Linked DNA regions of Homo sapiens: region 1 is linked to region 2. A link is a contact called in ENCODE Hi-C or POLR2A ChIA-PET data. All regions are on one chromosome and are shown on one strand. Each heading gives the region's core, a stretch centred on a gene start or an enhancer-like site at or near the end of the contact. The rest is flanking DNA. Distances are from core to core; before and after follow the strand shown. Region 1 overlaps WDFY1 (WD repeat and FYVE domain containing 1). Region 2 has its middle 43 kb from the start of MOGAT1.

Region 1 (3,903 bases), core at 86-2,585, 1.2 Mb after region 2:
AAATAGCAATTTCCTTCCAACGAGTCTCTGGAATTCTGCCCTGTTCATTCTTGCTGCAAAAAGAAGTCTTTCTCCTTTGGTAACAGGGAGAGAAAATGTTAGATTGTTATTGAATTTATTCTCTAAATTAAAAGGCAGAGAAACCAGCCTCATTTTGTAGAGGAGAATTAGATTGGCTGAGAAAAACAGAAATTTCCATCCCCTCCCACAGGACAGCTTCAAGGGTCTGTGACCAAGAATTAGACTGCTGATGTCACCACAGGCAGATTTTATCCAGGGAAGAAGCCACTGGGTGGCCCCAGCATTTGCACCCCCTTTAAACAAATATCACCCTTCCAGAAGCCAGATTGGCTGAAAACCTGCAGATTTTTTTTTTTTTTTTTTACTCCAAACCATTCTTGCTGTAATCTTTTCACTGTTAGCATAAAAATAATTTTTTGTGATCCTTGTGCCATCAAGAAGCCTAGAAACCACTCTAATCACTGAAGAGCAGGAATAATCTAGACAGGCTGGAGTCCATGGAGGATCTAGGCAACACTTTCTTACATTACAAAGTCTGGCCAGGCACAGTGGCTCAGACCTGTAATCCCAGTACTCTGGGAGGCTGAGGTGGGAGGATCACTTGAGCCTAGGGGCTTGAGACCAGCCTGGCAACATACCAATACCCTGTCTCTACAAAAAATAAAAATAAATTAGCTGGGCATGGTGGCACACGTCTGTTATCCCAGCTACTTGGCAGACTGAGGCTGGAGGATCACTTGAGCCCACGAGTTCAAGACCAGCCTGGGCAACATAGTGAGACCCCCCCCCATCTCTACAAAAAAAAATCAAAAATTAGCAAGGAGTGGTGGTACATGTCTGTGGTCTCAAACTCAGGAGGCTGAGGTGGAAGGATCGTTTGAGCCCAGGAGGTGGAGGCTACAGTGAGCTCTGATTGTGCCACTGCACACCAGCCTGGGAGACAGAGTGAGACCCTGCCTCAAAAAAAAAAAAAAAAAAAAGTCTCGAACCCTATCCATGGCCTAGAAGTCTTAAAACACAAATTAAAGGAATCACAAAGAAGCACAGTTTCTAATAAGGAATAGCAGCCTTTTTCTTTTCTTTTTTTTTTTTTTTTTTTTTTTGAGAAAGAGAATCTCACTCTGTCACCCAGGCTGGAGTAAAGTGGCACAATCTCAGCTCACTGCAACCTCCGCTTCCCAAGTTCAAGCAATTCTCCTGCCTTAGCCTACCGAGTAGCTGGGACTACAGGCGCACAACACCTCACCCAGCTAATTTTTGTATTTTTAGTAGAGATGGGGTGTCTCACCACATTGGCCAGGCTGGTGTCAAACTCCTGACCTTAAGTGATTCACCCACCTCGGCCCCGCAAAGTGCTGGGATTACAGGCGTGAGCCACCACACCCAGACAGTGGCCTATTTTTAGATTACGTTCCATGCTTCTTTTTCCCTAACAGATTTGTTGACTGATTCAATCAAACTAACACTTGAGACATTACTATAAGCTTTACACTGTTTTTCATGTTAGAAAAATTTTATTTTATTTTTTTAATTTTTGAGACAGAGTCTCACTCTTGTCACCCAAGCTGGAGTGCAATGGTACTATCTCAGCCCAGTGCAACCTCCACCTCCCGGGTTCAAGTGATTCTCCTGCCTCGACCTCCCCAGTAGCTGGGATTACAGGCATCTGCCACCATGCCTGGCTAATCTTTGTATTTTTAGTAGAGATGGGGTTTCACCATGTTGGCCAGGCTGGTCTCCAACTCCTGACCTCAGGTGATCCACCTGCCTCGGCCTCCCAAAGTGCTGGGGTTACAGGCATGAGCCATTGCGCCCAGCCAGAAAAAGTTTAATTAGTAAAGACAAATATGTAAATGAGTAACAGTAACAATATAATGTGGTAAGAGCTATGAGGACAGAAAAAGGGTAGATTAATGTTAGGGAGTGGGAATGGTGGTATAGTGGGTTGGGGGATTTGGCAAACATCGCACAAGAAGTCCTAATGGATGAGAAGGAGTTAATCAAGCAAATGAAACTGAGAAGAGGGTTTCGGCGAGGGAACAGCACAGCAGGACGAAGCCTCTATGGGACACTGCAGGTATCCCAGGAATTCCATACTAGGCTGTATTTTCTATAAACCATAACCTAGAAACCAAAAATGCCCCCATCAATACTGGTTGCACTATAAGCACCCTCATCTCCCCATTAACCTTTGCAACTGGACTCTACTGACGCTAAGTGTCTAAATCAAGTATAAAGACGAGGAGAAAGAGAAAAAAAATCCACACAGGCGACTTTTTACTTAAAATTTCTTTGACGGTGATCTGCTGTAGATTCACCTTGACCTTGAAGGGAAGTGTTTTGAGCAAAGTAGTATGTGGTTGACAAAGAAAAATGAATAAAGAGATTATTTCACCATGAAGTATGACAAAAATACATCATGAAATCAGTATATATGTGCTAATAATGTCTTAACAACTCTCAGAAAGATTTGCTGAGCATACTTTGTAGAGAGGGAAGATGAATACCTAAATTCTAGAAACAAGTATCATTCATTATATTACCATCTGCTTCTTAGGAAAGAACTAGCAGATTATTAAAGCTAAACACAGCAGAGGAAATGTCTACTGTGCAGAAATGGTTAAGTCTGTATCATTCAACCAGTAGCTAGTTATGCAGTACCTGGTGGAGTACAGACTATGTGGGAAGATAAGATGAATAAACACAAAGCAACAGGAACTAATACCTGATTGTAATTAACTAGGCATCATCAGTAATATACTAGGAGTGTTGAAGGAAGCTCAGAAAGGACAGAGAATGATGGGCTGGGAAGAATTATTCAATGGAGGAGGTGGAACTTGAAGTGGATCTAGGAGATGAAGGAGGGTCTGAATACAGGAGAGAGGGCAAGTGAGGTTCCTGGTGAGGGAGGCAAAGGCACCCAGGTGGGAAATGTACCAGGTGTGAGTGGGACAGAACACACACTGACTTCACTGGACACAAAAGAACCATAATAAATGAGAGATAGAAGGTGGAAATAAAGCTTAGCAGGGAGCAGTTATGGGGTTCCCAAAGTCCTTTTTTTTTTTTTTTTTTTTGGGGACAGAGTCTTGCTTTATTGCCCAAGCTGGAGGGCAGCAGCATGATCTTGGCTCACTGCAACCTATGCCCCTTGGGTTCAAGCAATTCTCGTGCCTCAGCCCAGCTTCTTGGGAGGATTACAGGCATGAGCCCCTACACCTGGCTAATTTTTGTATTTTTAGTAGAGACAGAGTTTGACTATGTTGGCCAGGCTGGTCTCTAACTCCTGGCCTCAAGCAATCTGCCTGCCTCAGCTTCCCCATGTTCTGTGATTACAGGCATGAGCCACTGCGCCCGGCCCCCAAAGTCCTTTTACAGACATGATTAAATAAGGAGCTAATGAAAGGTCATGAGCAGGAAAAAGACACAATAAAAGCCTAGTTAAAGATAGGAGATTAGTGGGACAGATCCAAGTACAGTATGCTGGAACTCAGGGAAGCCAGTTAATAGGCTTTGAAAAATGAGGTTTAAAAGATGATGAGGACAAACACTAGGGTAATTATGGGCAGGTGGGCAGAAAAGAGTTCCCACAGCAGGCCTGCTGCTGCTGTCCTTAGAAAGTCTTGCTTGCAAGGTTGGCCCTTGGCAGGTGTCTGGGACCTTGTTTATCCAGAGGGGACCTCACCATTCCCTAACTCCTAAGAATGGCTCACTGTGCTTCATGCCTGTATAAAATATGTGGTTTATGTTGACCACCTACCTTCCTTCTGAGAGTTTGGAATTTTGGAACATTAGCCAAGGGCACCTACATGACCAGCCTCTAACACTGAATAAAGTCTCTAAGGAGCTTCCCTGATAAACAATATTTCACACATGTTGTCT
Region 2 (3,358 bases), core at 107-2,606:
GTGCATGTATGCTGTTTGATTTGGACATTTTTCCCTGTGTTTCCATTGCACCCTGGGTGCAGCCTGAGTCATTGCTTTTGTCTTGCAGCTAGAAGCATATGAAATTGTTGATGACCAGCTACGTCTATCATGCTCACGATGAAGGTTGCAGCTTCAGTGCTTATGAAGGCCAGCCCAGTTTGATCTTTTCAAAGGGGAACAGTAAGTGATGCTAGATGTTTTGCTGCAAATCCCTTGCAACTACTATGAAAACATCAAAATGTGTATATGTTAGGGATGATGGGTGAACCTTTATTGTATGCGTAGGATTAAAAGTGACATCCCTGCTTTCGGTAGAATGTATGTTTCTATCATGGGAAACATGGAGGTGGAATCTGGTTATCATGTCCACACATCTGTAACTTTACGTCTCTTTCAAACTACCTCACTGATGCAGGCTACTAAAGTTTGTGATAAATATGAAAACAGTTTTGGGGTGCATTAGCTCATATTCTTTTCCTCTGACGAGAGACACCATTGGCAAGATTTGTTGATTGGTTGCTTTGTCAATAGCCCAAGATGGCTAGCTCTCATATTTGTGTTTTTTAACCTAAGTAGCCAAATGTCTATTTGTAGGGCTGGAGGAGTTACTTCAAGTAGAATTTGTATATCTTTGTAAGGGAGAAAAACAGGGCGACTTCTAAAATAACCACCCAGTTGTTCTGTTTCTCTAGGATTGCAAACACAGAAGCAGTTATTTATATTTAAAACAAAGAGATTTCTCTAGTACCTTATATTTTTTTGTTATAGTCAATCCTTCCCAAACACCTCCAGCTTAGTGCCTTACTATCTTATATCAAAAGGAGAAAGTTGATCTCAATCCATGTTAACCCATAGGATAATGAGTTCTTCAGTAGCAGAATCTGTGTCTTGTTTTCATTTCAATCCTGACCCCAACAGAGGAGGTCTCTAGTAGTCTCTTGGGGAATGTTTGTGGCACTAACCTGGAAATCTGGTGGATTGTGTCAAAGAAGCCAAGTTTTAGCACTAGAAGGGACTTCATCATCTGTCTAATTATTCCTTCTGCCGATGAAGCAGTTGAACCCTAGTGAAGTTTCATGCAGATTAAAAGTGACTCCATGTTCCTATTACTCTTCCCTAGATTGAGCAGGAGGTACTCCTAGTCCATGATTGCTGATTAATAAACCTAAAAATCCTCCTATAAAACAGAAGTGTCAAAAAAAAGTAGAGCGTAATTAAAAATCCACTTGAAGCAAGGGATTAAACAGTGCAGAATCAAGCTGTCTTATTGGCATTGAGAACATTTTTCTTTTTGGGGGCCGGTACACCACGTTGTTGATTTTTCCCTTTTGTAAGAGCTATTTTGGTGCTGTGTCTTGGGAAAAGTCCAAGTTTTCAACAACAAGTTTAGCCTCGAGAGCCTTGTGTATTGGAGCAGTGAATAAGGCAAGGTGTCATATGCCCATGACAACTGACAGACCCAGAAAAAAATCTTCCATCAGTCGTGTTGTGATCATTAGAGCAGGCCAGAGCAATCCTATTACTCAGACAGAGGTGGAGGCCGAGCTTCTGTCACCTCATTGATGGTACTAAGCCCAGACTCAATTCTGGCTCCAGCCTCATTCAGCTGAGTTATCACAGCTGCTTTTTTTTTTTTTTTTTTAATAGCTCTTAGATTCTGGTTAAGAATCATCTTAGGCTCTCTTGAGAACAGACATGAACCTGATGTTGCTGGCGTTCCCCAAGCCTGCTTAATTCTCTCCTACTCCATTTCCAGACCAACTTGGAGCCTTAGATCTTTCTGGTTGGATTCCAGACCCTGCAATGTGGGTTTGCAGTGATGTGGGGACAATCAGAGAACTAGAACCTGGTTGCCACATTTTTCTACTCTCCAGCCTTCTGTTTTAGATAGTCCTTCAGCCTCTGATCTTCTAGTAATTGGCTAGGTAACCTGGACTCTGTTCTTTCCTAGGTAAATAGAGTTGGGAGTGAATGATCCTCCAGGTCATTTCTGCCTGTATCTTATGGTCTCTGCCTGGCCTTTTATCTGTCAAGGCAATAACATCTAATTGGAGGTGTAGGTTTACCTGATAACTCTGCCTTTTCCTCCGCCTTTGTCACTTATTTCTGTTCCTCCAAGAAATGCAGTGAGCTGAAATGATTATCTCACTTTCTTGGTGTATGTATGTGTGTATATGTGCATATACACATACATGCACACACATGCACACGTTTTATATATATATAAAACAAATTATATAAATATATATATATATGAAACAAATTGCTACTGGAATTTCTCTAGGATCACAATAATATTTAGTCATGTGTTTCTGAGAAAAAATTTAATTCCCTAAATAAAAATAGGTGGAATTTATCTCAGAAGTTTCCTCCTTTCTATCATTCAAAACTATGGAATAACACTGTTTATTACTTGTTAAAATCTTTATAGGAGACTGTGAAATTTGTATATTTTCTATATGGGATTCGTTGTGGTATGTTTTTTAAAAGCTTTCCATTTGTAAAAGTTTTGACCAATAAATGTGTTTTTATGCCTGAGTGATAATGTATGAGTGTGGCTTTCAACCTGGATAGAATGTTTTTCATCTCCCACACTTTGGCGAGGCTGAATTAATTTAGACTTGAGGATGAATATCGGCGAGGAAACTGGTGTGAAACTGTGAGAATTGCAAATTGTCAGAGTGAGGAGTCAGTACTTTAAATTCTCTTGATGGAATATAAAATACAGCAGAAAGCGGGGGCGGGGTTAACTGACAACTGCAGGTGGACAGGAATGAAAGAAGAACTGGGGCTGGCAGGAGGAAACGAGTCCGCCAACTGCCGTGGTCTCATGTGCCTGGAGAAACAAAGAGGCTCCTCGGATTCAGAAATATTCAAAAACTAGTAGAAAAGATTGAAAATTACAAATCAAGTCAATCACTGCTAATGGGCATGGGGTTTCTTTTGGGGTGATGAAAAATGTTCTAAAATTAATCATGGTCATGGTTGCACAATGCTGCGAATATACTACCCCCCTGAAATTCTCCTTTTTAAGTGGGTAAATTTGATGGTATGTGAATTATATCTCAATAAAGCTGTGGTATAAAATCTAGTCAGTCAGACACTAGCCAAAACAATGGAAGAAGGTAAAAGTGAAATTCCTTTCTGGGTCAAGAATGAAGTTGCCTCCCTTTGGATGTCAGCGCCTTGTAGGACGAAGCTTCTACCTTGATTTGTGAGGCCTGTTTGTGTTCCTGGTGTTCATCATCAAAATCAGTGTTTTCAATACTCTTTTTAAAGTATTTTAGCCAGATACAGTGGCTCACTCCTGTAATCCCAGCACTTTGGGAGGCTGAGG

The links. A loop is a pair of places that touch in the nucleus more often than their neighbours do. ChIA-PET counts read pairs that join two places held with the same protein, here RNA polymerase II (POLR2A). Pooled maps may share reads with other maps.
Region 1: a loop to region 2 is called in a map with no recorded cell type, with 4 times the contacts of the local background. The contact joins two enhancer-like sites. A Hi-C loop is called at or near these places in 2 of 37 single-sample maps with no recorded cell type and 1 of 50 pooled maps. POLR2A ChIA-PET finds 5 or more read pairs at or near these places in 1 of 52 experiments (activated T-cell).

The regions. Positions count from the first base shown.
Region 1 is chr2:223,932,981-223,936,883 of GRCh38, forward strand. All of the region lies in intron 1 of WDFY1 (WD repeat and FYVE domain containing 1), which reads right to left. Among named protein-coding and RNA genes, the nearest start is that of WDFY1, 10 kb to the right of the region's middle. Within about 2 kb of position 1,336, at least 3 of the 41 ENCODE cell types and tissues checked have a DNase peak (open chromatin) inside an H3K27ac peak, as active enhancers do.
Region 2 is chr2:222,713,140-222,716,497 of GRCh38, forward strand. No RefSeq gene overlaps it. Among named protein-coding and RNA genes, the nearest start is that of MOGAT1, 43 kb to the left of the region's middle. Within about 2 kb of position 1,357, at least 9 of the 41 ENCODE cell types and tissues checked have a DNase peak (open chromatin) inside an H3K27ac peak, as active enhancers do.